3 separate regions of the Homo sapiens genome follow, and regions 1 and 3 are each linked to region 2. Evidence: read pairs that join two places in POLR2A ChIA-PET (ENCODE). Cell type or tissue: PC-9. All regions are shown on one strand. Each heading gives the region's core, and the rest is flanking DNA. Links, peaks and the distances in the headings are about the cores only.

Region 1 (10,465 bases), core at 660-8,659, 60 kb before region 2:
CCAGTACTTACTGATCATTGCTGATCAATACCAGACCACTTACCAGGCACTTTGCCTCTAGTGAGTATACATTGCTCCAGCTCCTCAAAGCCTTAAAATACCGTTCGAAGTCAAGAAGCTAAGTTACACAGCAATAGGGTTAGAATTGTTTTTTTTCCTAAGGGAAATGAATATATTTCACAGGAATCAGACAAGGCTTCTCTAGCTGGTGTTGATAACTCACATATTTTCTTTCCACTGCCCTTTATTACAGTGTATATACTTTCAACAAAAATTGTTGCTAAGCCCTGCGCTAGGTGCTGGAGATGTAAAGATTAATAAAAGACAGTTCCAAACCTGAAGGAACCTCACAGACTATTGAGAAGGAGAGAAGCAAACATAACTGAGTATAGTTGTGAACTGCTATAACTGTACAAATTGCTGTGGGACCACTTAAAATATATAAATACATACCCTTTACATTCTGCTTGGAGGGTAGGAGTGTGCTTATAACATGGCGCTTTTAACATTCTTTGCTAAATAAAATGTAAAGATAACAATAAACACCACCAGAGTATGCAGAAAAAGTGAATCCTGGTGGGGCATGGTGGCTCATGCCTGTAATCCCAGCACTTTGGGTGGCCAAGGCAGGAGGATTACTTGAGCCCAGGAGGTCGAGGCTGCAGTGAGCTGTGATCACACCACTGCACTCCAGCCTGGGTGGCAGAATGATACCCTGTATCAAAAAAAAAAAAAAAAAAAAAAAAAAAGGAGGGAGGGAAATGAATGCTGCTGCACAAGCAAGTTACTTGATATTGTCATTCAGTTTACCCATTTAATTGAGTATGTATTTATTCATTCCACGAATATTGCGGTGTACTATGTGCCAGGTATTAGATCACTTATTAGTAGCAGTGCTCAAGACAATGCAAAATGTTTAACACTCCTTAAGCTAACAGGGCAAAAATCTCTTAATTTTCCCTTGAGGAGCACAGGATAGTAAAATGTACTTGTTATGCACCAAAATCCTGATCTTTAGGCCAGACACGGTGGCTCATGCCTGTAATCCCAGCACTTTGGGAGGCCGAGGCGGGCAGATCACTTGAGGTCAGGAGTTCAAGATCAGTCTGGCCAACATGGCAAAACCCCCTTTCTACTAAAAATTAGCCAGGCATGGTGGCGGGTGCCTGTAGTCCCAGCCATTTGGGAGGCTGAGACAAGGGAATTGCTTGAACCTGGAAGGCACACGTTGCACTGAGCTGAGATCATACCACTGCATTCCAGCCTGGGCAACAGAGGGAGACTCTGTCTCAAACAAACAAACAAAAAAACCTGGCCTTTAGTTTTCTTATTCTCAAATGTAACATTCCCAGAAAAACATTCCCTATAATATTCATACTTCTTGCCTGGAATATTGTAATATATTCCTGATTGGTCTTTTGGCCTCTGCTCTTGCTTCCTTACGTTTTAGATCGTTTAAAAAATATTTCAACATTTAACTCTGCCCAAAACCCTCTAAGGGATTTCCATTTCACTCAGAGTAAAAGCCAAGTTCTTCCAATAGAAAAGCCCCTAAATGACCTGCCTCCTCCTTCGCCATCACCTCCAGCCCCTGTGGGCTCTAATCACATCTACTAGCCTCTTCCTCTTCCATTGTGCTTCAGCCATACTGACCTCCTTATTGTCCTCTGTCTATTTAAAAGGAATAAGCTGAGGTAAAATCAATATAAAGAGTTTATTTGGGCCAACGTGAGCATTGCAGTCCAGGACACACATCCAAGTTGCCTTGGGGAGTGCTCTGGAGAACGAAAGAGAAGCTCAACTTTTTAAAGAAAAAAGGACGAATCAGGAGAGAGGGTGATTTAAAAGGTTGTTTGTCATGAATTCTCATTGGTTTAAGAAATAATGTTGGTTAATGATTGGCTGTACAATGTTGAACTATAGATTGTATGCCATTGTGTAGCTAGTTGACATCAGTTCGTCTAGAGGCCAAATAGAATGTGGCTTCAAGAGGTAATTAGGCCAGGCATGGTGGCTCATGCCTGTAGTCTCAGTGCTTTGGGTGGCTGAGGCAGGAGGATTGCTTGAGCCCAGGAGTCTGAGACCAGCCTGCACAACATAGTGTGAGACCCCCCATCTCTACGAAAAAATTTTTAAAAAATTAGGCATGGTGGTACATGGCAATAGTCCCAGCTACTCCAGAGGCTGAAATGGGAGGATTCATTGAGCCTAGGAGTTGAAGGCCTCAGTGAGCTATTACCACACCACTGCAGTCCAGCCTGGGTAATAGAGAGAGACCCTGTCTTTAAAAAATAGTAATAATTCCTTTTGAAAAGAGGTAAGTATTCAGCTCAAGGAGGAGAGACATGATTGGTGTTTCATTCCAATGCTTCTCTAGGCCCGATCATTTAAAGGAGATCATATTCCTCAGATAAAGTTTTGTTTTTCCTTTTTTTTTTTTAAATCCCATAACTCCACCAGGAAAAGAACTCTCCTGCCTTAGGAGTTTGTATATGCTGGTGTTTTTGTTTTTGTTTTTGTATAGAACAACTCCTCACAAACATCTCCATGACTTGCTTCCTTATTTCCTTCAACTACCTGTTCAAATGATCTTTTAACAACCTTCCTGATCAATCTATTTAAAATTGTAACAGGCTACCCAAATTCCTGATCCCCAGGAATTTTCCGCATAGCACTTAATACTTGATATATAACTTACTTTTCTATTTTGTTTATTGTTGCTTATCTATTTCACTTACTACTAGAATGTAAGCTCTACAAGGGTAGAGATTTTTGTCTCTTTTGGTTATTTTTGTATCTCCAGCCCAGCACCTAGAAAAAGACCTACTATGTGGTAATTGCTCAATAAAAGTTGAATTAATGAACAAAGAATCTTTTTAACTATATCAGCAGAGGCCGGACGCGGTGGCTCATGCCTGCTTACGGTTGTAATCCCAGCACTTTGGGAGGCGGAGGCAGGCAGATCGCCTGAGGTCAGCAGTTTGAGACCAGCCTGGCCAACATGGTGAAACCCCCATCTCTACTAAAAATACAGAAAAAAATTAGCCAGGCATGGTGGCAGGCACCTGTAATCCCAGCTACTCAGGACGCTGAGGCAGGAGAATCACTTGAGCCTGGGAGGCAGAGGTTGCAGTGAGCTGAGAGCACGCCATTACACTCCAGCCTGGGTGACAGAGCAAGACTCCATCTCTAAATAAATAAATAAATAAATATACATATATATATATATATATATATATATCTGCAGAAAGGAGAAAGGAGATAGCATGCCTCTAGAAGAAGTGCAATAATCCAAAAAGTACAGAAAAGGAGGCTGATGGAAAAAGAAGAAAAATTATAAGGGAAAAGATTAAAACAGAGAGATTAACAGGACAGACAAAAAGTAGAAATACGCATAAGAGAAACGAAAGGAAATTAAACTGGTCAAACAGTGGATGTTATTGACTGCCCAAAATCGACTAGAGGATTTCAACCTTGACTGAATTGACAGAACCAAGTTAATATTTCACTAGGGCTAAATGACATTGTTAATGTTATATAGCTGTTTGACTTAGACAAACCAGATGAACATGCCACCATGTTGATGTACGTGAATTCGACTTCAAATGAAATTTGTGATATAAATTTGTACCTTGAGCCCACTGCAGAAGAATTGAATCAGCAATGACTCAGTAATCAAGAAGGAAGTAAATACAAAGAAAAGAAAAGGAAGGAAGGCAAAAAAGAAAATCAGAGAAGAAAGTAGATGAGGTGCAAGGCAAAAACAGATTTGGACCAAAGTGCATATGATTTTGGCAAGGAAAAGAAAGAGGAAGTAAGTGAATACTGGTAAAGAGAATAGAAGATGAGGCCGGGTGCGGTGGCTCACACCTGTAATCCCAGCACTTTCGGAGGCCAGGGCGGGTGGATCATGAGGTCAGGAGATCGAGACCATCCTGGCTAACAAGGTGAAACCCGTCTTTACTAAAAATACAAAAAATTAGCCAGGCATGGTGGTGGGCACCTGTAGTCCCAGCTACTCGGGAGGCTGAGGCAGGAGAACGGTGTGTACCTGGGAGGCGGAGCTTGCAGTGAGCTGAGATCACACCACTGCACTCCAGCCTGGACAACAGAGCGAGACTCTGTCTCAAAAAAAAAAAAAAAAAAAGAGAGACTGAGTAGAAGATAAGTGACAAGTGGATAGAAAAATGTGTGCTTCTGCTGGCTTTTCTGTTGGAAACATCCTTCTTAGCATCTCTGCCTACGATGCTCTTGCTAGAAAGCTTTTGTCATATATCACCAACTCCACAAGATCTCATGTGTTCTTCAGAAGAATCTCTGGTCAGCCTGTGCCTCTCTTTTGGCACTGACTTTCCATAGTCAGCCTGTGCTATAGATGTGTGTTTATGCCCTCCTCTTCCACATCTGAGGTCCCTCAAGGCAGGGATTTTCTCATCTTCATCCCAGCCCTGTGCTTAGAAGCAATGCTATCAATATCTGTTGAATGGAAAACTCTGGAGATTGAGAAAAAGGAGAAAAAAATAACAGAGTAGTGTACTTGTTCAGAGCAGGGATTGGCACACTATCACCTATGAGCCAAACTCTTCCCGCCACCTATTTTCGTAAATAAAATTGTGTTAGAAACTGTCATAGTCATTCATTTACATATTCTCTGTGGCTATTTTGGCACTAAAGTGGCAGAATTGACTTGTTGCTACAGAGACTGTATGGCCTCCAAAGCCTAAAATATTAACTATATGGTTCTTTTTAGAAAAGGTTTGCCAACTTCTGGTAAAGAACATGAGCTCTGGAGTCAGACAGACCTGGGTGATGTGAATCCCTCTTTTATCTCTTAGCACCTGAACTTGGACAAGTAACCATCTCTTTAAGCCTTTTTTTTTTCATTTGTAAAATGGAATAGTAATAGCACCTATTTAATTAAATTGTTGGGAAGATTTGATGATAGTCAATTCAGAGTCTGTCATATATTTAGCTTAGTTCAATACGTGTTAACAGCGAACTGTGTGGTGTAAAAGTGAGAAAGTAGAAAGAACGAAGTGGGCAAGGAGATCAAAAGCTGTTAGGTAGTTGGGCAAATGAGAAACAGTAGGAAACACGTAGGAAATCGTGAGTACGGTCAAGATATAATTGGTAATAAGTGACTGACAATAGACTACCGGTATTTGAGGTGATGATTCTGATGTTAGTAATAGTTGCCTTGTGGGGATCAATTATTTTTATGTAATTTGTAAAGTTATTAAGCTATTCCTTATGATTGTTACCAATCCATTTTACATTTTATTTTTCATATTTCAATTTAACCAGAAGATTTGAGCATCTATCATGGACTATATTAGAACCTAGTCTTATGAAGATGAATAATATAATACCTTAGTCATGAATAACCTCTGAGTCTATTAAAGGAAAACAGAAATATATACTGATAAGATAGCATAATAAATCATGTCAGAAAAAAGATGTATAAAGAGCTAAGAAGCTGGAGAGATGAAGAAATACAACTAGAGAAACCATGTAAGCTGAATCTTAAATAATTGTATGAGCACTAGACAAACAAAGGTGGAAATACATTCCAGAAAATGAAGCACCAAAATATAGCCTCAAACCAGCTGACTTTATATATGGTTCTACCAAACATGGAGAAAAGATGTAATCCCTGCCTTATACAAGAAGCTTCATAAAACAGAAAAAGCTTCACTTCTGGTAATGTCACGCCAAGTTATTTAAAGCTATCCTCTGAATGAGAAAAACTTTTATTTTAAACCCAAATGAAATATTTCAAAAACCTCTTTGTCACCTGGTTGATCCAAGGAACCAAAACACCTGAATTGGGATTAAGACAGACCCAGAATGGTGGCACATTTAGACACATGACAGAAGCAAATGAAAACCATCTTTGGAAGAATGTGCCATCCTAAGCATCAAATTATTTCTACAAATACTTCTCAAATAGAGTGAACAACACAAAAATAACTCACTCTACAGGGAAACCAGAAATTATAAGAACCAGCAGAAGCAACATACAACAGAAACTGATCCACAAAAACTTAAGCTATTGGAATGGAACATGGCAATGACACAACAGGTTTACTATGTTCAAAGAAATAATTCGGCCAGGCGCAGTGGCTCACGCCTGTAATCCCAGCACTTTGGGAGGCTGAGGTGGGCAGATCATGAGGTCAGGAATTTGAGACCAGCCTGGCCAACATGGTGAAACCCCGTCCCTACTAAAAATACAAAAAATTAGCCGGGCGCGGTGGCATGCACCTGTAATCCCAGCTACTTGGGAGGCTGAGGCAGGAGAATTACTTGAACCCAGGAGGCAGAGGTTGCAGTGAGCCGAGACCACGCCACTGCACTCTAGCCTGGGCAACAGAGTGAGACTCCATCTCAAAAAAGAAAAAAGAAATAGTTCAAAAGTCCAAGCAAGGTATTGAACTATAAAAAGTGAAATAGTGTATTTATATAATAAATAAATAGAAATTCTGGAACTGAAATTAGAAATAACACAGTAACAACTCAATTGATGGGATTAAAACAGGTTAGAGAGACCTAAAGAGAGAATAAATGAACTGGAAGATTTAGAAAGAAACTATCCAGAATGAAGAAATTAAAATACAAAAAATACAGAAGAGCTAAGAGATGCAGAAAATAAGTTGAGAAAGTCTAACACATGTAATTGTAACAGAGGCAATACCTAGGAGAATAGCTGAGAATCTGCCAAAACTGATGAAAGATTCCAAACCACAGATTCAAGAAGCTCAATGAATAGAAAGCAGAATACACGAAAAGACATCTAAATATAAACACACCATATATTCACATCTAGTGAAGTTATGCAAAAAGACAAAGACAAAATCTGATAAGAAGCCACAGGGGAATAAAAAGACAGTTTATTTTTAAAGGAGTGAGGATTCAGTAAGCTGTATCCTCCACAGAAACACTGGAAACCAAAATAGTGGAATGCTATCTTGGATGTGCTGAAAAATAAAAATAACTGCCAACAGATCCATGGTAAAGGAAATACAAAAGAGTGTGAATTAGAGACAAAAACAATCCCAGATGGAAGATGAGAGACACAGAAAGGAATAAAGAAGACTGAGAATGGTATTTACCATCCGCTTCATCTAAATGAACATCCAAAGTACAAAACAATCATAAAGCAACAATGTCTCATAGGGTTTAAAATAAAAAATTAAAATATTCATGACATGGCTCTGCTCCAAACCATCATAACACTACCTGGGACTTTTGCCTTCTGCTGTCCCAACTAGTGACCCCAGGACTCTCAAAAGACCACCTCTGTAGGAACAGGCCCAGGTTTATCTCCTGCCTAAGGACTTCCTCTGCCTTATACTTCCCAGCAGCCAAGATCACAGAAAGTCAAAGGCCAGCAAAGAAAGAAAATCCATTGACAGGAAAGAAGGGAAATCCATTGAGAACAGTCTGTAAAAGCCAGAACGGTTTTTTGTGAAATGAGCTTTGTCAAGTCAATCAGTACCAAACAATATTTGGATATTATTGGCACTTTGTGCTCCCTCTGCCTGAACTGGGAATTCCTCTATTAGTTTTGACATTATCTGGTATTGAACCTCACTTATAAACATCTGGTAGAAAACTATGGAAGAGAAACTTGCAAATGCCATTCTGAATGGGGCCATCATTGAGACAGTGGTTTAGGCCAGGACTATTCAAAGTGCTCTGCGGACCAATTCATGACAAACTTCCACTTCTGGGTAAGATGGACGAAGACCCTACTTGGTGACCCCCACACTTATGTACCCCATAGTAAATAATCATAAAACCTAGATATACTACAAAAAACAACCACCTGAAGGGCTTGAGAGTGAACAGACGCAGACTCTGATGAGGAGTACCTCCTCACTTGGAGGAAGGGAGATGGGGAGCTATACAAGTAGGTTCACATCTCTGTAGCTTTTAGCCTGGGACTAATTGTAGCACGTGGATGTGCACAGCAATGGTTGGGGGCACATGTGCAAAACTCTGCATTCTTTCTGGCCTGGGGAAACATAAAAGTAAATGTATGAAAATTGAACACTGAAGAGAATGGGAAAAATCCCAAAAGGGAAAGAGCCAGAGAGGGTGCTATGCTTTGAATGTTTCTCCTGTCCAAAACTCATGTTGAGATTTTAATCCCCAATGTGGCAGTATTGACAGGTAGGGCCTTTAAGGAGTGACTGGTTCATGAGAGCTGTCCTCATGAATGGATTAATCTATTCATAGAATAATGGATTAATTGGTTATCTTGGGAGTGGGTCTGGTGGCTCTATAAGAAGAGGAAGAGAGACCTGAGCTAGTACCCTCAGCCCCCTCACTATGTGATGCCCTGCACTGCCTTGGGACTCTGGAGAGAGTCCCCTTCAGCAAGAAGCCTCTCGCCAAATGCAGCCCCTCAATTTTGGACTTTTCAGCCTCCATAACTGTAAGAAATAAATTTCTTTTCTTTATAAGTTACCCAGTTTCAGATATTCTGTTATAAGCAGCAGGAAATGGACCAAGATAGAGGGGATCCCCAAATTAATTATATCCGTATAGCTGACTGCCCACTTAATAAACCTTATCATGTGGTGTAGACCCAAAGCAGCTCAACTAAATACAAAAGATCTGACGCAAAACTGGAACTGCCCCTGAAGAAATAGAGTTTTCAGCCCAAGCCCACATAAGAAAATTGTCTATGAAAACAAAGGAAACAACACTCCACAGAGGAAAATAACAGAATCCAGAATCCCCACAGCTTACTATTAATAGTATCAAAATACAATCCAAAAGTTACCTGAAATACAAATATGAAATTAGAGAACATTCTCAAGAGAAAAGAAAATCAAATCTGTCCATGAGATGAACTAGATGTGAGAACTGACAGATTTTAAAGCAATGATTATAACTAAATTAAATGAGGTAAAACAAAACATGACTTCAGTGAATAAAAACCTCAAGAGAGAAAATGATCAATCTCAGCAGAGAAATAGAAATGATTAAAAAGGGCTGGACATGATGGCTCACGCCTGTAATCCCAACACTTTGGGAGGCCAAGGCGGGCAGATCACTTGAGGCCAGGAGTTCAATTATGAGCACCTGGCTGAAAAAATATATATTTTTTAAACAACAAAGAGAAAGAATATCAGGGACCTGTTAGAGGATATCAGATTTTCAAATATTAGTGTAATTGCAAGGCTAGAAGGACAGGAAAGAGAAAACAGGACCCCCCAAAAAAAAGTATGTGAAGAAATAATAGCCAAAATTTTCCAAATTTGGTGAAAGGTGGAATCTTGCAAATTTAAGATGCTAAACTAACATCAAACAAAATCAACATAAAGAAGCCTATGCTAAGACACATCACACCAGTGAAAGTCAAAGAAAGAGAGCAAACAAACATCTTGATAGCATCAACATAAAAATGACATATACAGAAAAACAATTATTGATTCATGACTGCTTCTTATCAGAAACCATGGAGTCCAGAAGATAGTGGAACATTTGTAACCTCCTGAAGGAAAAAAAAAAACTATCAATCAGGAATTCTACATCCAGAAAAAATATTATTCTAGAATAAAAACAATATTAAAGACATGTTCAGATAAAATAAAACTAAGAGATGGCCTCACCAACAGAACTGTACCACGAGAAATGCTAAAGGAACTTCTTCATGCTGAGGGAAATTATATCAGATGGAAACTCAAATCCTCAGAAAAGCTGACAAGTATTAGACATGGTAAATAGCTGGGTAAATACAAATAATTTTTCCCATTTGCATTTTTCCTCTCAATTGTTTTATAAACCATATAATGGTTCATAGCAAAAATTAAGCATATTCATGTGAGGTGTATAATGTATGTAGATGTATTACATGTAACAACAATAACAAAGAACAGAGGGGGATACTGACCTGTAAGTTCATTGTATATTACATTCCTTAGGGTAGCCATTAAAAAATGTAAGGAATTGTAGCTAAGAGGCTAATGGGAAAATCAAAATGTAATTCTGAAAAGCATTCAAGTGAGAAAATAAAAAAGAAAAGGAGGAACTGAAAGGGGGAATACAGAGAAGACAAACAGAAAACAAAGGCCAGGTGTGGTGGCTCATACCTGTAATCCCAGCACTTTGGGAGCCCAAGGCAAGAGGATCACTTGAGCTCAGGAGTTCAAGACCATCCTGGGCAACATTGTGAGACCCCATCTCTAAAAAAATTTTTTTAAAAACTTAGCCAGGTATGGTGGTGCAGGCCTTAGTCCCAGCTACTTGGGAGGCTGAAGTTGGGGGATCCCTTGCTTGGAGGGCAAGACTGCAGTAAGCTGTGATTGTGCCACTGCACTCCAGCCTGCATAACAGAGTGAGACCCTGTCTCTAAATAAATACATAAATATAAATAAAATGATAGACCCAGCCCAATCATATCAATAATTACAATAAAGTATAATGGAATAAACACTGATTAAATATTAGATAT
Region 2 (10,465 bases), core at 1,119-9,118:
TCTCAGCTCACTGCAACCTCCCACCCCCCAGGCTCAAGTGGTCCTCCCATCTCAGCCTTCTGAGTAGCTGGGACTATAGGCATGCACCACCACATCCAGCTAATTTTTTTTTCTTTTTTGGTTGATATAGGATTTTGCCATGTTGCCCAGGCTGGGCTCAAACCCCTGGGCTCAAAAAATCTGCCATCCTTGGCCTCCCACAATGCTGGGATTACAGCCATGAGCCACTGCACCTGGCCATAGATCACATTTCGTTTATCCGTTTGTCCATTGGTGAACAATTGGGTTGCTTCCGCCTTTTGGCTATCGTGTAGGGTGATTTCTATTATGATACTCTTTACCTTTTACAAAATTATTTGTATACTAAAAGCATAGGTTGCTTTTATTCACGTTAGTGAAGTTAAATAATGGCCAACTTCATTGGACCCTGCTTCTAGAATTCATTTCTCTTATGAAATTGAAACGAGCTTTGTCTTAAACAGTTTGGTGCATTGAGAGAAAATTAAGAAAACACAAATGATGAAAACAAAACGTAGTTCAGTAAATTTGCAATAAACAATGAAAGAAACTTGCTTTTACTGGGCCTGAAAGACCCCGTGCCAGCCTTCACGTTATCCTGCTGGTAAGTCCCGTAACCACCACTGTGTCTCATTCATCACTGTATCTCTGGGCCTAGCCCTGTACCTGAGTTATAGGAGACATGCCGAAAAATTTTTATTTTTTTAAAAAAGGAGAGTGAGGTGACATTTACTGAGAACTCACAAAGGCACGTGCCTGGGAAAGGAAGAGAAGAACTGGAACAGATATTTTCTGAGCTCCTCTTCCGGACCAGGCACCGTGCCCACGTTTTGTAGTCACCATCTTGCTTCATACTCCCCAAACTCCTGCAAGGTAGTAATTATTAGGCTCACTTTTCAGATGAGAGAACTGATACAGATGAAAAAACTCTCTGGGAGGATCTTGAAAGAGTTGGTAAAAAGTGCTAGATATTGGGTTTGGTCCTACCAGGAGTAAGCGAGGAAAGGGCTCTTTTCCCCGGGGAGTTAATATCAGACTTGCCCCCTCCAGAATATTGGGAATGGTCTCCTCGGCTAAATTGATTTAGTGTGTTCATGCCAAGCCCTTCCTAGGCCTTGTGTCCATGCCTGGTTATTGTTGTGTGTTGTTTTAATTTCATGCATATTTTATTTTTTAATTTTATTTCATGCATACAGGCATTTGCACATAATAAATGGTCAATAGAGATTCACCAAGTTGAACTGAATGTTGTTTGCAAGGAGGAAGGATTGGTTCCACAGTGTCAAAGTTTATCGAGACCTTAAACCAAAGGTAGCCTCTTCTTTCTGCTTGTCATGGAAAGAGCACAGGAGGCCGGAGGGTAAGAAACAGCTTGGCCGTGTCCTACTCTGGGGGAGTTTCTTCGTTTCTGAGGCTCACATTTGTCCTCTGCAAAATGGTAGTAATGATCTCAACCTGGCAGTGTTGTTTGGGGCTGGTGAAGGCCAAGTTGCTGCTGTTTCTCTAACGAAGGTCATCCCTGTCCAGTTAGAAATGTCCTTTCTTTTTCTTTCTTTTTTTTCTTTTTTCTTTTTTTTTTTGAGATGGGGTCTCACTCTGTCACCCAGGCTGGAGTGCAGTAGCATGATCTCGGCTAACTACAACCTCTGCCTCCCAGGTTCAAGTGATTCTCCTGCCTCAGCCTCCTGAGTAGTTGGGACTACAGGCATGTGCCACCACGCCTGGCTAATTCTTGTATTTTTAGCGGAGGTGAGGTTTCACCATGTTGGCCAGGCTGGTCTCGAACTCCTGACCTCAGGTGATCCGCCCGCCTCGGCCTCCCAAAATGCTGGGATTACAGGAGTGAGCCACAGCGCCCGGCCAAAAGTGTCCTTTCTTTTTAATGTCTATTAGAAACAGGCTGTGCTTCTACCTCTGAGCTCCGCATGCCTCTTTCCTCTCACCCCTACCCCACTCCTACCGTGCCTCTCACTGAACACCCAAGGTACCCATTCTCCAGGGCATTAGCCCACCAAGCTGGGCCTCACATCCAGCTGCAAAGATCACCCAAAGCTCTCTGTGCCATGATGAGCTGGCATTGGTCTCACTGTCGTATGACAAACAGGAAAGCTAGCAGGAAAGCCACAGACCGACCTAGTAAGCTTTCTCATGTTACCCTAGGTTAGTCATCGCTGCCAAGTTTTTGTGGCACAGAAAGAAAAAAATAAGCCCCCTCTTAAGCCCATGGAACTGAAGAAGACTGGAATGTGGAGAATGCCCAGTCCTCCTAAATCCCAATTGGAATAATCATGCTGGAATAGATTTCTTCTTGTTCACTCAAAACACTAAGGTTCTCAACAGCAAGTCACCATCACCACAGGCCAGAGCGGATTCACCCGACCTCAGCGCCGTTAGCATTCGGTCCTGGGATGCCAAAGGCTTTCTCTGCTGGGATCTGAGTTTGGGGGTTGAGGTGCTCAAGTTTCCAGGGCGATGCTTCTGGAGGGGTTTTACCAGTTTCTAATACCGAAGGCTCAGGGGAAGCAGTTTCAACTGGGGGCCTCTCTAATCTAGGGAGACAATGGAGAAATAGTTTCTTGTGTGCAAAGCCACTCTTCACACTGGGACGGGCTCTGCTCCCTAGAGCAAGAATTAAACACCTGCTGTGTATGCACAGGAAAGGATGTTCAAGAGAGTGCTTTCTGGGGAATCTGGAGATTTCTTCTCAGATCTGTCTGACTTTTCCTGCAAGAAATGCAGAAAAGGCTGTTGCCTTTTAGGAATGATCAGGAGCACCGTCTACTCCACCGGCTGACTTGAATAACTCACCCTCAAAGGTGCAGGAACCAGGACAAGGTGACCAGGGTGTGGGACTCAGAGAGCTACAGTCTCACGTGACGATGAAACGTCAGGTTCAAAGTGGCTGGCTCATGTCGCTGTCATATTTGGCTCTGCTAACTGCGTAGATTTCCCCATGTAGGATGTTAGGACTTGACTGTTTCCCAAAGTGGCTGGCTCATGTCGCTGTCATATTTGGCTCTGCTAACTGCGTAGATTTCCCCATGTAGGATGTTAGGACTTGACTGTTTCCCAAAGTGGCTGGCTCATGTCGCTGTCATATTTGGCTCTGCTAACTGCGTAGATTTCCCCATGTAGGATGTTAGGACTTGACTTTCCCACCGAGGACCTTAGAAGGGGCGTTCAATGGCCATTTCTGCTGCGACATTTCAGTAGCTTCTGGGTCCCACCCTCCAGGCAACCTCTTCTTCCTCAGCCTGGTTCTGTGACCTTGTGCCCCCTGCCACTCCTCCATTCTTAGCTCCACATGGGGCACCCACATCTTCCCCCTCCCAGAGCCCCCTCCCCAACTTCCCACCCCTGTCTGTCCCGCTTTTTTTTTTTTTTTTTTTTTGAGACAGAGTCTCATTCTGTTGCCCAGGCTGGAGTGCAATGGCGCGATCTTGGCTCACTGCAAACTCCACCTCTCAGGTTCAAGCGATTCTCCTGCCTCAGCCTCCTGAGTAGCTGGGATCACAGGCACCCACCATCTCGCCTGGCTAATTTTTGTATTTTTTTTAGTAGAGATGGGGTTTCACCATGTTGGCCAGGTTGGTCTCCAACTCCTGACCTCAGGTGATCCGCCCGCCTCGGTTTCCCAAAGTGCTGGGATTACAGGCGTGAGCCACCACGCCCGGCCAGCTCTCTGCAGACACCATCTGGGCGTCCTACACTTCAGTTCAATTCTGACGCTGGCCACCCAGAGTTAGCACAGGCCCGAGAGGATATGGGCTCCGTCCTGCAAGACCGTCCCTACTTCAGATGTCAGTTGCAAAGATTGGGCGCTCAGGTTACCCACACTTCCGTCTGACTTGGCTACACATCAGGGGTCCCCAGAACGCCCTCCTCGGGTTTGGTAATTGGCTAAAATGGCTCACAGAACTCAGGGAAACACTTTGGTTACATGTATAGGTTTCTAAGACCTTATACAAACTGGGCCCATTAGTCTTTGCTCCCTGATACTATCTGATACCATCTGGTCTCATTCCTTCCTGAATGGAATAATTCCTTCCTCATTCATTATCACAAGGACAATAATGTCCTTGTAAAGGACATTATTGATGATACAGATGAACAGGAAGACGAAGAGGCACACAGGGCGAGCTCTGGTGGGGCCCGGGCACAGGAGCTTCTGTCCCCGTGGAGTTGGGGGGCGCCACCCTCCCAGCATGCGGATGTGTCCACCAGCCCAGAAGCTCTCTGGATCCTGTAGTTCAGGGATTTTTACGGAGGCTTCATTACTTACGCGTGATGGATTATTAGCTCAATCTCCAGCCCCTCTCCCTTTCCTGGAGGGTGGGGGTGGAGCCAAAAGCTCCAGGCTCCTCGTCGAATCTGGGTCTTTCTGGTGCTCAGCCCCCAACCCCACCCAGGAGCCACTGAGAGTCACCTCATTAAACCAAAGACAAGGGATTAGGAGCTTTGTGTCAGGAACCCGGAAAGAGACCAAATAGAAGTGAATGTTTCTTATTATGTCACACAGCCACACCACGAGGTTGGTGCAGGAGCCCTTGAAGGAAGCCCTTGGAGGATCTGAGACCAAGAGGGCCTGATCAGATCGGAGTTTTGGAAATGTAACCTGGCAGCCTAGGGGAGGACTGGACAGAGTGGGGAGGACAGAGGGGAACTGATTCACCAGAGGGAGGGCGTGAAGTGAGTGAATGAATGAGTGAACCAATGAATGAACAAGATGGGAAGGAAGGAGTGAGACCAGATGGTATCAGATAGTATCAGGGAGCAAAGACTAACGGGCCCAGTTTGTATGAGGTCTTAGAAACCAGATCAAGGAGGTGGGATCAACGGTGCTTTCCTCTAAAGAAGCACATTTCCGGCCGGGCGCGGTGGCTCACGCCTGTAGACCCAGCACTTTGGGAGGCCGAGGCGGGTGGATCACCTGAGGTCAGGAGTTCGAGACCAGCCTGGCCAACACGGTGAAAACCCATCTCTACTAAAAATACAAAAATTAGCTGGGCATGGTGGGGGGTGCCTGTAATCCACACTACACAGGAGGCTGAGGCAGAGAGAATGGTTTGAACCCCCGGGAGGCAGAGACTGCAGTGAGCTGAGATCACGCCACTGCACTCCAGCCTGGGCGACAGAGCGAGACCCTGTCTCAAAAAAAAAAAAAAAAAAAAGAAGCAGCAGCAGCAGCAAATTTCCAGGAAGAAGCAGGCTATGGAGATCAGGGCAGGCAAAGGACAGAATTAGGTTAGTGCATCAACTGGGTCCAACCAGGAAGACACATGTGTTTATCTCCTGCAGCACCAAAAACCACCCAGAAGACAGCTCAGTGGACCCTAGCAGTGGATTCTACATGTCTGCAGAAAATGAGCAGAAAACAAGCCAGAGTTACAGCTATCTGCAGAGAGACTACATCCAGGAGGTCTGAAGACTGAAAGTAATCACTGCAGTCTGACTTCTACCACTGACACCCTTCCCATACATAATTTAAATGTGTAATTATAATACCATTGCTTAGTTAACGGACACCAATTCGTGCAGGAGCTGCCACAAACAGTAATAAACCAGCTGTGTTAGAAATGGATCACTTATCAGTGCGTGCCCAAGCCTCCTAATGCCTCATGATGTTTAATAATTAAATTGTGACACCTTGAACCCGCAGCTGACACCATGAATCACAGTGGAATTCTCCAAATGGAATGCAGCCACACCTCAGCTTCTGTGCTGCGTGCTGCCACTGAGGACATTCGATACCATTGAAGCCGTCAGATAGAGGTGGGTTATTTCCCTGTGCCCTGCACCTCCCTTCTGGCAAGTCCCTGGGAAGCAGTGGCCACAGATGAGCTGCTGCTCTCTTAAAGACTGAGATCAGGCCGGGCGCGGTGGCTCATGCCTGTAATCCCAGCACTTTGGGAGGCTGAGGCAGGCAGATCACCTGAGGTTGGGAGTTCGAGACCAGCCTGGCCAACATGACGAAACCCTGTCTCTACTAAAAAATACAAAAAATATTAGCTGGGTGTGGTGGTACGCGCTTGTAATCCCAGCTACTTGGGAGGCTGAGGCACAAGAGTTTCTTGAACCCAGGAGGCAGAGGTTATATGGAGTCTCGCTCTGTCACCCAGGCTGGAGTGCAGTGGCTCAATCTCGGCTCACTGCAACCTCATTTCAGGAGATGAGACCGGCATCCTTGTGGGAGAAGATGGCCCTGAGCTGGGCATGGCAGAAGGGCTGCGGAGTGTGTGTGTGTGTGTGTGTGGTGTGTGTGTGTGTGCACACATGCGCACATGTGTGTGTGAGAGAATGTGTGTGTGTTGGAGATGATTACCGAAGCCTTCCTGGCACATAGTAGGTCTTTTTTCCCACAAAGAGTAATGTGATTATTGGTAGTAATGGTGACTGTCACCGTGCTTCTCACAGGCCGTATTTCAAAAGGTCTACGGTGGCTCCGTTTCTTCTCTGAGACTTCAAAAGTCCTTCAAGAGTGAGTTCCCGTCTCATTCTATGTCCAGGATGAAGACGGATGGCCTCTTGGCACCCATCTCTTTGGCATGAACGATGTGGGGAAACGTGAATGGAAATGGGGAACTGTTGCTGGCACCCAGAAGTCATCCGGTCCGGATGAAGCCAAGTCACAAGGAAGTGCCTCCAATTATTCTTCATAAATTCCTCTGAGGTTTCACTTCTTGTCCACACAAGACTTTAATAAAATGTGGCATCTAACTGAATAAAGACTATCCTTTCGGGTGTGTGTGTCATGACAGTACTATTTATGGAGGACCTCCTGTGTAGCAGTTCTTGCACTGTTTTACGTAATCATCCCCTTTCATCCTAACAATCACTCCTGTGAAGTATGTGTCCTTATTTTCATTTCGTTGTAGAGAAAACCAAGGCTCTGAGACATTAAGCAATGTGCCCAAGGACACACAGCTAGTAAGTGGCTGGATTTGAGCGCAAGCCTACAAGAAACTGTAAGTTTCTTATTTGTATTTATTAATTCATCATATTGTCATTTCTTCAAAATGCAACTGAATCTCATAAAATGTCAGTGGCAGAATCTAGGTGGAAGGTGCCCTGGTATTCACTGTAAAATTCCTTCAACTCGGCTGTATATTTGAAAATTTTCATGTTACAATATTAGGAAAAAAACCCTTGATTTCCAGGTGTTTTTTCACCTGGACAAACTTGAGAACTTTGGAAAAGCTGGCTTACCTCCTCGAATTCTAGTTGGCTGGCTTGGCTGGGTTGGCTGGGTGGGCCCTGGCACCCTCCACTCAATGCCCACCTGCATGTTAAAACGGGTCCTGCTAGGACCCTGGGCAGCCCAGGCACTTCTGACACATGCCACAGACTTCCTCTGTACAGTAGAATAGATGTCCCTTAGGAATAAAAAAAAAAAACAGGCAGCTTTCTGGTCGAATACCACTCTATGACACCTTCTGGGACCTTCCCTCCAAGTTTCTTCTACCAGATCAACAAGAAGGATTCAACTTGGTGTCTCTGTGTGTTTTGCTGTCTCATGCTGCTTATAAACTGCTTTGCCTTTAGCAATGTCCCTCAGTTATCTTGTTCTAAGGCTACAATTAAGAAGGAATCACTGTTGTGGAGGAACTCAGAGGCACCTCCAGCTCCCATTAGCTGGTCCCTTAATGCCGCTGATGCGAGGCTCTGACAGTAATTACTTTGCAAGTATAATGAGATACTTATGGGTCCATCAGGTGCCCAACCCATAGCATGATATGAAATATGAAGAGTTAAGCTGGTGGGTAATTTACACAACTGTCTACCAAGTCTCTCCAGGATGATTAAGAAAAGGAAATGCCGGATTGAAAAGATGCCAAGCTTCCAGAGCGCGTTCATGTGGCTCGATTGACAGTGGCAACCATTATCGTCATCACCGTCATCGCTGCTTTTAACGGTTAATGATAATAAGCCGTCACACACGGATGCAGCACTTTGCAATGCACAAAGCCCTCTTGCACTCATGCTCTCCAGCGCTCCTCACTGCCATCTGGGAATCTCCACTTTGCAGATGTGGAAACTGAAGCTCGGACGATGGCAGTGACTCGCCCTGCTAGCCCTGCCGAGAGAGGTCTGCCTTTGCCTCCCTGATTCTGAATCAGATAGGGTCAGGACTCCCTCTATTCCCCTGGGCTCCTCAACCTGGCGCCCTCACCGCTTACTTGCGGGCCCCTCCTGCCCTCTTCTGCTCCAGACGGCAGGCTCTCTGAGGCAGGACTCTGATTGGACAGCTTGGATCATGTGCTCATTCAAAAGCCAATCAGCAGCAGGGGGCTTGGCTCTGTATTCACTCTTCCCATGTTAGCTGCCCTTTTTTTTTTTTTTTTTTTTTTTTTTTTTGAGACACAGTCTCATTCCTCTGCCCCGGCTGGAGTGGATCTCAGCTCAATGCAACCTCCACCTCCTGGGTTCATGTGATTCTCCTGCCTCAGCATCTCGAATAGCTGGGAATACAGGCACCCGCTACCATGCCCAGCTAATTTTTGTATTTTTAATAGAGACGAGGTTTCACCATGTTGGCCAGGCTGGTCTGGAACGCCTGACCTCAAGTGATCTACCTGCCTTGGCCTGCCAAAGTTCTGGGATTACAGGTGTGAGGCACTGCACCTGGCCTGCCCTAACTCCCGTTAGGAATATGGGAAACTCTTTTCCCAAAGCAGCCTGCACCTCGGTCTTCCCACCCCACCCTACTGAAGAAGGCTCCCAGAAACCAGCTTTGCTGAGCCCAGAACGGCCTGGCTCTGGCAGATTTGCCCCCAGGCTGCAAGTGGGCGGCAGCACTCCCCCTACATGTCCCTTTCTATTTCCTGCCCCTCCCCCTGAGTCTTCCTTTCATTCTTGCAGCCAGCTCCCAGCCCTGCTTCCCTGCCAGGACCCCAATTCCCTAACTCCCTGGCATCAAGACCTGCATGGATGTCCCCTGCACTTGTTTTGTCCCCGGATGTGGCTCCTTGGACTGTCCAGCCCCACACCTGGCCTCTTGTTTCCCACCAGCTACAGCGGCCAAGGCTCCAGCAGGCCTTGTACTTGGCTGGCCCAGGCTTGGCTTTGATGGACCAGTGACCCAAATAAGTGACCTTGGAAAGGTCTTCCTAAAGGTGGTGGAGACCATGTTCTTGAGAGTTGGAGTGGTGTTGGCTTGAGTGTGGGGCTGAGATCTCACCCAGTGCTAGGGTCCAGGCTGCGAAATGAGGCATAGGATGAGAGAGGTTCTGAGCCACAAATGGGGTCCATACCTAAGAGGATGGGATCAACCTAGGGAAGGATTTGGAGGAGAGGCGTGTGTGGAAACAGAGCCTGGATGCTGAGTCCCTGGAGGCCGGAGTGGGCCCTGGGGCACAGGGAGCCCCTGGCCCCGCCACTGATGCCAATTGGGGTGTCAGTCCCCCAACAAATTCAGTCTGTCCATATCTATTGCTGACACAGGGTTTAGAGAGGGCTTAAATTCAGATAAATGGAATTTGAATTCCCTCTTTGTCTCTCAAATGTGTGAATTTTGGCAGCCAAGTTCCTCTCTCTGAGCCCAGTTTGTCCATCTCAAGATTGTGTGTGATCATACCCACCACACTGGGCCACCAGGAGGAATGAGCGAAGCACCTCATGTCAAATGCCTGGCCCAGGCCTGTGTCTGGCAGGGACTCATGGCTGCGGAAGGGTCATTATTTGCCCCCAGGGATTTCTAGAGAGGATCAGGATGCCACGAGGGATGCTATTGGAAGCAAGTCACACAGAAGCCAGAGCCCTGGGCTTTCCTAGCAGCACTGGACATGGGGCAGGGAACAAACCCGAGCCACACTTCTCAGAGGGTGGGCATGGCATTGAAAACGACGTGTGTAGGAAGCTTTTCCAATACACAAGCTGGGCCCCGCCCCAGAACCTTGAGGGGCAGGAGGAGCACTGAGACAACCTTGGGTGGGGTGAGGCAGGGGGACGGCGGGGGGAGATTTCCAGTCCCTTAGCTGGCGGAAGACTCCTGAGCTGGCAGAGAGCCCTCTTCTTGAAAGACTCTCATGCACAGGCCATCAGGAGGATCACAAAGTTGTTTATTTTCCCACCTATAAGAAAAGATGGATGATGCAGAGTGCCGAGAAATCCCAGCCATTCCCCTGGTGAACATACTGGAGGCCCACACGAGCCTAACAGGCTGTGTCTTTACCAAGGGATTTTCCTCTATTTCAACAGAACTGCAATTTCCCTTCCAAGTGCTCCCCGAGGCATTCTGTCATGCTGCTTCTGGGGATAATTTATCATCCACGTCTGTGCTATTCTACAGCAGCCATGTCCTTAGAACATAGAAAATCTGATTGGCCAAAAAAAAAAAAAAAGTGCCAAAATGTCAAATTTCATACAATCAGGGCAAGAACTGGTCTTCTTTTGGCATTTGGACTGGCTGCCCCCTAAAAAATGTCTTTCTTTCCTTGGCCCTTAGCAA
Region 3 (10,465 bases), core at 1,595-9,594, 71 kb before region 2:
GAGTTCAAGACCAGACTGGGCAACATGGTAAGACCCTGTCTCTACAAAAAAAATTTAAAAAATAGCCGGGTGTGGTGGTGGATGCCTGTAGTCTCAGCTACAAGGGAGGCTGGGGTGGAAGAACTGCTTATGCCTGGGAGGTCAGGGCTGCAGATCGTGCCCCTGCACTCCAGCCTGGGTGACAGAGCGAGACCCTGTCTCAAAAAAAAAAACAAAGAAGTCCAGCTAAAGAAAAATGTTAGTCACCAGCAAACGGAAGTTATTAAAGCCACAAGATTGAGTGAGAATACTCTGAAAGTAAATATAGGCAGAAAAGAGAAGAGGTCTGAGGACTGAGTTCTGAGATCCGGGAAGGATTATCACTCAGGGAAATGGAGGGAGAGATTTTTCTTAGTATGGAAAAATTACAGCAGATCTATAAACTGATGAGTGCAATCCAATAGAAAGGGTAAAACTGATGATTTTTAAGGGGGGAGAGAAGAAGACTGCTGGAGCAATGTGTGCAAAAGGCAATGGAATTTAGTGCAAACTTAAGGGGAGCTCATATTCAGAGCAAGATCGCTAATCCACAGACCAGAAGCAAAGGCAGGCTACGGGCACAGATACAAGTAGGTGGGCAGAGAGGGTGATGAGAGTTCCTGGAAATTATCTTCTAGTTGCTCCTATTTTCAGAGAGCTGAGAGTGAGGATGAGGGAGATGGGATGGAGGTTTGAAGAGGGTGGAGCATGAAATACCTGACTCGGGGAGCAGGAGAGTCAAGGGACCAGGGCAAACAGCGGGACTGACAGGTAGCATTAAGGGCCACGTTAGTTAGTGATCAGCAAGTTAAAGTGAGAGCAGTCTGCACGGCTGTATGTTTTTCTCTAGCCTTGTTCAGCTATTTGGGTACTGTCGCAAAGGTAACAAGTTGGATTTGACCAGAGCTGGAGTTTTACCAGGCAAACATAACAAAGTTTAGAGAGGAGGCAGTGGAGTTGAGGATGTACATTAAAAAATGCTCTTATTACTCATCCATGGATCTAAGCCAGATCAAGATGGGAATGTGAACATTAAGAAGGGGAATGAAAAACAAAAGGGGTAGTAAATAGGAAATAGGGTCAAAAGACTGTAGGTCCTGGTGAGGTTAAAGACTTGATGAAGCAAGGGCCCTAAAGAGAAGATAAAACAGGGATTGGGACTCGAGATTGTGGGGGAAGGCAGCTACAGTTATGGATAAAGTCTAAGTAAGGTATGGCAATGTGTGTCTGAGATGGGATGGAGGTCAAGCTCACTAAGGGAGAGAAAGTCAAAGAAATTCGAGGTCAGGATAATGAAAGGAAAATCTATATAAACAATGAAATAACGAAGATTTAAGACAGGAGAAGAAATAGAGTGAAAAGTGAGCCAGGGCTAAACTCTTCAAGGAATGAGGCAGACTGACCCAAAGGTCTCTTTTAACCACAAAAGTGATTAAACAAGGGATACTCTGATGTCATGAGATTAAAAGTTGGAGTGGTCTATGGAGGAAAAAGGTCTGAAAGCAGCAATGACAATCAAGGAGAACTACCACACCTTTGAGCCAAGCATTGTACTGAGTGCAGGAGAGAAAACAGCCTCCCACTTTCAAGAACCCTGGGAAAGGCATGTCCTCAGAGCCATATTTCATTTAGATCAAGAAGATGAATGGATGTTTACAGAAGTTCAGGATACAGGGAATTTTGCTGAGGGCATAGAGAAGGATCTTAAGAACTGGGGAGTCAGAAGAGGATTCATGTAAAAAAACCTTAAAGGGTTCCAGGAACAGTGGCTCACACCTGTAATCGCAATACTATGGGAGGCTGAGGCAGGAGGATCACTTGAGCCCAGGAGTTCAAGACCAGCCTGGGAAACATAGTGAGAGCTAATCTCTACCAAAAAAAAAAAAAATTTTTAATTAGCGGGGCATGGTGGCGCTGTGATGGCACCACTGCACTCCAGCCTAGGTGACACAGTGAGACCCTATCTCAAAAAAACAAAAAAGCCTTAAAGGGATGACAGTTCAGAGAGTAAGAGAAAACCTAGGAGTTTCTCATATAACTTAGAAAATCTGTGTGAATTTCTAGCAAAAACCCTGCTGCAATTTTATTATGAATGGCATTGAATCCACAGGTCAATTTGGGAGGTATTGATGTCTTTGTTATTGAGGTTTCCTATAATACAATGGTGTATCTTACCACTTAAGTCTTTTTAAATGTCTTTTGATAGTTTTATAATATTCTCATTGATGATGATGATGACAATGACACCAACAACGAAAACGCTAACACTTAAACTGTGTCTATTAGGTGCCAGACACTGTTCTAAGCAGTACACAAACTCCTCAATAGCTATAATGAAAGAGCATCCCCCACTTATGGATCATCTCGTTAACTCTAATAACTTCTCTAAGCTTGTGGCCATCACAGGGCCCAGCTCACCCTACTGGTAGTCCCACAGTTCCTTTGCTTTTGAGTGTCATTGCCCACAGTCCAGTGACCAAGCCCTTGGGTCCAGTGACCACTACAAAAGACTGGAAGAATGAAAGAGCTGAGAAACTCTGCTCTGAGGGTACTGGTGGTCACAATCCTAACCTTATTTATTTCGATTGGTTTTATTTATTTCGGCTGGCTCAAACTCTTTCCTGTCTACTTCATGCATTTAAGATAATTGAATGTATGAGGTGGCTCACACTGACCACTTCTGTATTTTGAAGCTGAGTCAGAACACCTTACCAAACAATTCCATGTAGCATTCCAGCTCATGGCATAGGTAAAAATAAAGGAAATTGCCAGCACACTCTAAAATATGCTTTTTATAGTGTAACTTAATTGATGTTCTCTCTCAACAAAGTTGAGCTGAATCATGGTTGAGTCAAAACGCCATATGGCGTCCTCAGCCAAGCTGACGACTCGTGTGGGTTTTTGTTTTTTGGGTTTTTGTGTGTTTTGGTGTAGTTAAAGACACTTGCTGCCCAGAGGCTCAGTAATGTCCGGGGAAAATCCATGTGCGTGTGTATACACAGATGGATAGGTTTATTTTTTACCTCTGTGGTATGTTGACCTCTAAAGTGCTTAATCTATTCACTTTCTTTATGAAGGTTAGTCAACATATTTATACAACCAAGTAACAATACCAAGTCATTTTTTACCCCTTGAAATCAGTCATCTGTCATATTTAACGTTTCCTGTCCCCTCCTAATTAAAGTCTTTCTTGTATGCTCTCATTTTCTCTCTCATGGCTCAAGAAAATCAGGTGTTCAAGAAAATAATAAAAATACTATTGGATGCTCATTATGTGGTAGGCCTGAAAGTTGGTACTGAAAACAGAGGTAAATAAGAGTCCTGGCCTCGGGCTGCTCTCACTCTAGTGAGACTGGTAGGTAATTAAGTGATTATGTGAAGTTCTTTGAAAGAGGTAAGCACAGAGTGCCAAGGGAATACAGGGCAAAAGCACCTGAAGGTCAGAAACGGCTTTCAAAAGGAAGTGAAATGGTAACTCAACCTTGAGGGAAAATGAAGAGTGTGTATAAGCAAAGGAATGAAGGCTTAAGACATTTATATTTACAAATTTACAAATTTATTTTGTAAATATAAATTACAAATATACATTTTTAGCAAATTACAAATGTATTAAATTTAATAATTTAATAGCATGTGAGCTACTCCTATGTCAGTAGTTCAAAGTAAGCTACACATAGTTAATTTTATCCTATCAATCACAGCTGCAGCACTAAGCACAGATCTTACATGTATCATGTGTGGTGTGAGTCAATGAATGAATTACATGGTAAACTAATCAATAGCATTTTAGCAATTTGAGTAATTACTGATTGGCTCACTGGAGCTACTGGCTCTTCATTGCTCTATTCAGTTCAGTTCAACATTTACAGAGTACCCAAAATGGGCCAGGCACCCTGCTAAGAAACACCATAAAGTCCCTCCCTTCAAGAAAGGCACTACTGAGTAGGGAAAAAGATACATAAAAGGCTATTTTATTATGAAACAAAAATAGCAGTGAGGGAGGAGTTCACATTTTAAACACATCCCCTCTACTCCAAACAATGTGACTTTTTAAAAATCATAAATATATAGCTTCACATGCCCACCAAAATTCAGTGTCACTCATTTTCATTATAGCCATTCTAATAGGGATGCAGAGGCACCTTACTATGGATTTGTTTATAACAGCACTATTGAGATAGGGTTCACGTGGCACACTAAAGTCACCCACTTAAAGCGTACAATTAAATGGATTTTGGTACATTGTATTATTAATTTTTTTAACTGTGGTAAAATACATATATATAACATAAAATTTGCCATGTTGTTCATTTTAAGTCTACAGTTCAATGGCTTTAATTATATTCACAATGTTGTACAACTATCACCTCTACTTCCAAAATTTTTTTTAACACCCAAATAGAAACTCTGTAAACATGAAGCAGTAACTCCCAATTTCCCCTCTCTCCAAATCCTAGTAACCTCTAATCTACTTTCTGTCTCTACAAGTTTGTCTGTTCTAGGTACTTCATAAAAGCAGAATCATACAGAATTTGTCCTTTTTCATTTTCTTCGGGCACATACCTAAGAGTAAAACTGCTTGGTCATATTCCATGTTTAGCTTTTTGAGGACCCACCAAATTATTTTCCATAGTAGCAGCACCACTTTACATGTCCACTAGCAACACACAAGGGTTCCCATTTCCCCACATCCTCAACGATACTTGTTCTTTTCCATTTTTTGGATAATAGCCATCCTAAACGGCATGCAGTAGTCTCTCACTGAAGTTTTAACTGCATTTCCCTAATAACTAGTGATTTGGAGCACTTTATCATACGCTTATTGGCCTTTATTTTTCTTTGTAAAGCACAGATTTTGCCCAATTTTTAAATTGAGTTGTAGGAGTCTTTTTTATTGAGTTGTAGGTAGGAGTACTTCATATATTCTGAAACAACTTCTTTATCATATATATTTTAAATACTTCTCTAAGTCCAGGACTTGCCTTTTCTTTTTTTTTTTTTTAAGACCTTTTGGCCTGAATTTTTTTTTAATTTTTAAATTAAACACCAACGAAAACCTCATTTTGTCTAAGCAGATTGAAGAGAAAAAATGAGCTATACTGATAGAAGCTGAAAAAAAAAATTACTGTCTACACGACTAAGAAAAAGACCAAGCAAGTGCAATGAGTAATAAGTTATAGAAATAGCAGCAACTCCACAAGAAACTGATAAGCATCTGCCACTATCAACTCTATGCTAGATGCCAGGCATACAGTGAATGTGATGTGCCCACTTCATTCAAGAAGCTCATCAGGTGGAAGACCAATGAGGTATCAGTTTAAGTATGAGATGAATTTATAGAAAGCAGCATCCAAATGTTCCATTATTTCAAGAATACTCAAGAGTCAAAATACAATCTCCCCTATAGAAAACTTACTACAGAAGAGCACTATTTCCAGAACTTTCTGTGATGATGGAAATATTCTATATCTGTGCTGTCACATCACATGTGGCCAATGAGCACTTAAAATATGGCTAATGCCAGCCTGGGCAACATGGCGAGACCCCATCTCTACAAAAAATAAACAAAAAAATTATCTGGGCATGGTGGTGTACACCTGTAGTCCCAGCTACTGGGGAAGGAGGCAGGAGGATTGCTTGAGCCCAGGAAGTCGAGGATGCAGTGAACTATGATCGTGCCACTGCACTCCAGCTTGGGCAACAGAGTGAGACCCTGTCTCTAAAAAAATAGTAATAAAGGGCAGGGCACGGTGGCTCATGCCTGTAATCCCAGCACTTTGGGAGGCCAAGGCAGGCGGATCACCTGAGGTCGGGAGTTCAAGACCAACCTGACCAACGTGGAGAAACCCCGTCTCTATTAAAAATACAAAATTAGCCAGGTGTGGTGGCGTATGCCTGTAATTCCAACTACTCGGGAAGCTGAGGCAGGTGAATCGCTTGAACCCGGGAGGCGAAGGTTGCAGTGAGCCAAGATCACACCACTGCACTCCAACCTGGGCAACAAGAGTGAAACTGTCTCAAAAAAAAAAAAACAAATTAAAAAATATGGCTAATGCAACTAAGGAAATGAAACATTAATTTTACTTATTTTCAATTAATTAAGTAGCTACATGTAGCTAGTGGCTACTTAATGAACAGCACAGATGGAGTATGACAACCCATCTCACCTGGCTCTACACTTTGTGGGGTCTGGAGATGCCTCATGGATGCATCATAAAGGCAACTAGCCAGGTACGGTGGCTCATGCCTGTAATCCCAACACTTTGGGAGGCCGAGGCAGGAGGATCACTTGAGGCCAGGAGTTCGAGACCAGCCTGGGCAACATAGTGAGACCCCCTTCTCTAGAAAAAATGCACTCCAACCTGGATGACAAAGTGAGGCCCTGTCTCGGAAAAAAAAAAGAAAAATAATTAAAGGAGCAACTAAAATAGAATTTTAAATGTTTGTCTTACTTGTTCAGAAAGAATTTAACATGACTTGCAAAGACTCACAGCAAGATAAATCACTTGTTAAACAAATGTGAAATACGGTGATATCTACATTAAACAAAAAGTATAAAACAAATGTGAGAAAAAAGAATTATCTTACACAGAGAAGAAACAGCTGAGGAATATCTCAATACTGATATTATATGACCATAAGCAATATGTTTAAATTATTTTAGTGACCAAGACACTGTTTAAGAAGTGGGTTACAGAATGCATTTAATACACAGCATGGAGAATTAAGACTGGTGTATTAATGATGTATTGCTACATAGCAAATTAGCCCAAAATTTAGCATTTTAAAACAATAACATTTATGATCTCACACAGATCTGAGAGGCTTAGGGTGTCTCATGAGGTTGCACACGTGGCTGAGGATGTGACTGGAGCTCAGAGGACCTGCTTCCAAGGTAGTTCATCACATGGCTGTTCAAAGGAGGCCTCAGCTCCTCACCACACAGCTCTCTGCATATGGATGCTTGAGTGTCCTCATGACATGGCAGCTGGCTTTGTCAGAGTGGGTGATTCAAGAAAGAGCTAGCAAAGAGGAAACTACGATGCTTTTTATGACCTAGTCTGAGAAGTCGCACACTGTCACTTCTACCATATTCTACTCTTCAGGAGCAAGTCACTAAGTTCAGCCCACACTCAAGGAGAAAAGAATTAACCTCCTCCTCTTGAGAAGGTCAGAGTATCAAAGAATTTGTGGACATATTTAAAATTCCCACAATGGGATGTAAGAATTTCTTTTCACTTGGGGGCTGCTAAAATTGTAATGAGATCCTGAGATCCCCTTCTCCGGAAACCCCAAAATTAGAACTGTCTTCCTGAAATAGCTGCAATTTTTGTTTCTGATAAGACAGGAGATTCAACACAAATGGATTCTTGGTCACTTACAACCTTGTTATATTTTAATAACAGGTCCTAAATAAATGGCATTTACTATGCATAAACCACTATGCTACACATATAATATTACAGATCCTCAAAATAATCTGTCAAAGTGGCTACCATCATCCCGTTTTCAAGGAAAGAAACAAGAAGCCTCACAAACTAAACCAGGATTCACATCCAGGTCTCCATGGTTCCAAAGCCACTGCTCTTCCCACTGCATGACACTTCTATTACTCAAGCTACCACTGACAGAAGTTTGTTTTGTAGCATGGAAGAGCTCAGAAGGACCACCAACTACATTATGTCTATGATTCTTCAAATATAAAATGGAATCCTAGAGAAATAATGTATTCCACCAAAAGAGAAGAATCTCTTAATTACTTTCCTCACTGTTTTTGCTTTTTGTCTGCTGTTTTCTATTTGCTACACTGAGGACTCATTTTGCCTGGCTTTTTGTCTCGTCCACCTTCTAACACCTTGGCCCATCCTCCCCCTGGATCCATCTGTGTTCCTGTTCATACTAGACAACAGCCCTATGTCCTCTCTGAAGAGGAGACCCCCAAGGACAAACACTGGCTCCCTGAGCATCAGAACTGGAGGGATCCTCTCAGAGGAGCAGGAGTCTGGGCCCAGCCCCACAAGACCCTTATAATTTGTCCAAAGACAAAGAGAAGCAGTGACAGAACCAGGACCAGAAGCCTGTCCTTATAAACCCTGATCATGAGTTCTCTGCACCACCACACAACTGTGTCTTTCCATGCCAGGACCTGCACATCAGTTCACCTTTCCTGGTCTCCAATCTCTGCCTGGAACAAGGACACTGTCCCAGAACTCAGATGAAATCTGGGAAGCATCCTCATTTCCTCATTCTCCCCCCCACAATCCAACTGGTCCGAGTCCTGTCCATTCAACCTTGTATCTCTCAGTATTTATTCTACTCATCCCCACAATGTCCTAATTTAGGCACTTTTCTCTTTCACATGGGCTTCCGCTACCACTCCTTAAAGGTCCCCCCTGTCTCTAGCTTCGTCCTCTCATTTATTCCCCACAATGGAGGCGGAGGCGGCCAGGAAGATCTAACAGGCAGATCTTATCGCGCCACTCCCTTGACAAAAACCATCAATGGTTCTCTGTAACTTCTTCCCTCACAAGAGATAGAGTCAAGAAGGGCCTTCTAAACTGGCTCAGGGGCTTGGATTTTCTCCAAGTTATAAAAAGGGAACTGATGTCTGACTAAATGTCTCTTCTGTACGAGAAACCTTATCTATGTTACTTAATTGTCTCATCGGTTTTGCAAAATTAACATATGGCCCCTTTGCAGACACTGTTCCCTCTAGTCCTCTCATCTATAACCGAGCACCTGAAATAACCTTAAAAAGCCTCTCCTGGCTCGCCAATCTTCCAACATATCCACATGCTCCCCTGTGCCACCACCTCTTGTATAGATTTCCATTACAATGTGTTTATTTAGCTATTTCCCAAATATGCCTGATAAAAGGGATCACTCACATCATTCCTCTCTGTACCCTCAGACCCCAACAAAAAAATCTGTTTCATAGTAGGTGCTCAATAAATGGTTGATGACTGGGTTATTAACTAAAAGGAGGGTCCATCATGATACAGAAATGCCTAAGCATTAAATCAATAAATACATCTCCCCCAAAGGCCCATAGAGCAGTACCAGGGACTTTTATTAATAGCATTCCTTCAGCAGCTCCACATTTCCCAAAGTGATGTGAGGTAAAGGAAGTGCTCAGACCAGGTGTCTAGTTTAAAGAGAGGAAGTCCTCTAGTGATCACCTAGGCTGACCCAAGTCTCAGTATTTCTTTCTTCAATGTTCCCTCTGCTTTGTACATACATACCCCCACAGCTGTGTTATCTTGTACATACTAGTACAGGAGAGAGCAAGGACTTTCCATTTTCCTACCCCATCACCTAGCACAATAGCTGATACATGGGTAACTACCAATCAATGTGTTAAGTGATAATATCAGCTACATTTAGTGCTATGTACAGGTATGTCCTAAGGATTTAATATGCATTATATCTCATTTACTCCTTATGACACTATCACCAGGGAGGTACTGTTCAACTTTACTCCCATTAAATAGACAAGAAAACTGAGGCCCAGAGGACAGAACAAGATCAAACAAGCATTGACTGAGGGCTTCGCACATTTTATATTTTCACGTACTTTATTTCATTTATTCCTCTGTACAATCCAGCAACTAAGCTGTGTATTATAGTCCCATTTTTAGACAAGAATTCTAAGGCCTGGAGAAACTGCACAGTAACACGCAGCTTGCAAGGCCAGGAACCAAATCCACAACTGTCGACTCCTGGGCACCTTCTCTTTTTGCCTGGCTATCTTGCCCCTCAGTGGCATCAGGACTGGACTGGTCTCTCCAGGCCCGTGCTCTTCCACACTGCACAGAGCGCTGCCCCCAGGGCAGATGGTGCAGCCTGGGCTCTAACGCCGAGGAGAAAGGAGTGCCAGTCCCACTCCATGCCTAGAGACTGCCATCCCCGCAACTGCCCAATTCCCGCGTCCGTAACACGGGTCTCTCCCGCTAAAACACACGCTTTATGACTCTGGGGGCCGCGTGGGTCTTGCAGCCAGGGCCTGGCGCAGCCCTCGCACATGACAGGGGAGGCCTAACCGTGTGTTGGGTCAACATCACCGGCACGCCGCGGCAAGGGCTCCCGGGATCGCGGCTTCGCACCCGGACTGGCTGCGGTGGGGGAGCGGGGCGCCCGCCCCAGGCCCCGCGGGGACCCACGAGCACGAGGCGGTGCCTGGGAGTCGGGAGGCCTGGGTGGCGCTCAGGCAGCCCGCGCAGGCCTCGCCCTCCGCGTCTCCAGCGAGGCGGGGGCGGCGCCTGGGTCCAGGCCGGGGCCGCCGCGGGAGTCCCGGCCGCCCTCCCCTGCCCGGGGCAGCCCCCCGGCCGGACCCGTTACCGGTTCCGCTGCTCTTTGAAGAGCGCCGTGAGCGCGCGCAGGGCCTCCAGGTCTTGGATGGGCGCCGGCACCATGACGCCCGACAGCCTGGCAGGCGGCGGCCTGGGCG

Evidence for each region. Peaks named below come from ENCODE experiments on the same cell type or tissue, not always from the same donor. Only the 100,000 strongest peaks of a DNase experiment are listed, where the experiment ranks them.
Region 1: POLR2A ChIA-PET joins it to region 2 with 22 read pairs; 5 of 35 experiments call an interaction of 5 or more read pairs at or near these places.
Region 3: POLR2A ChIA-PET joins it to region 2 with 19 read pairs; 6 of 35 experiments call an interaction of 5 or more read pairs at or near these places.

The regions. Positions count from the first base shown.
Region 1 is chr22:45,660,723-45,671,187 of GRCh38, reverse strand. No RefSeq gene overlaps it. Among named protein-coding and RNA genes, the nearest start is that of ATXN10, 5.9 kb to the left of the region's middle. In PC-9, for the core only: no CTCF peak of the experiment used is centred there; no DNase peak of the experiment used is centred there.
Region 2 is chr22:45,600,726-45,611,190 of GRCh38, reverse strand. It overlaps LINC01589 (long intergenic non-protein coding RNA 1589), which reads left to right and starts at 5,544. Exons shown (of 2, transcript NR_131244.1): 1 at 5,544-5,790; 2 at 6,433-6,759. It overlaps FBLN1 (fibulin 1), which reads right to left. Exons shown (of 17, transcript NM_006486.3): 17 at 10,056-10,465. RefSeq lists an enhancer at 9,297-9,869. In PC-9, for the core only: no CTCF peak of the experiment used is centred there; DNase peaks (open chromatin) are centred at 2,230, 5,750, 6,760 and 8,290; H3K27ac peaks cover 3,759 bases.
Region 3 is chr22:45,672,071-45,682,535 of GRCh38, reverse strand. It overlaps ATXN10 (ataxin 10), which reads right to left. Exons shown (of 12, transcript NM_013236.4): 1 at 10,357-10,465. Among named protein-coding and RNA genes, the nearest start is that of ATXN10, 5.5 kb to the right of the region's middle. RefSeq lists a silencer at 10,070-10,399. In PC-9, for the core only: no CTCF peak of the experiment used is centred there; no DNase peak of the experiment used is centred there; H3K4me3 peaks cover 2,384 bases; H3K27ac peaks cover 4,809 bases.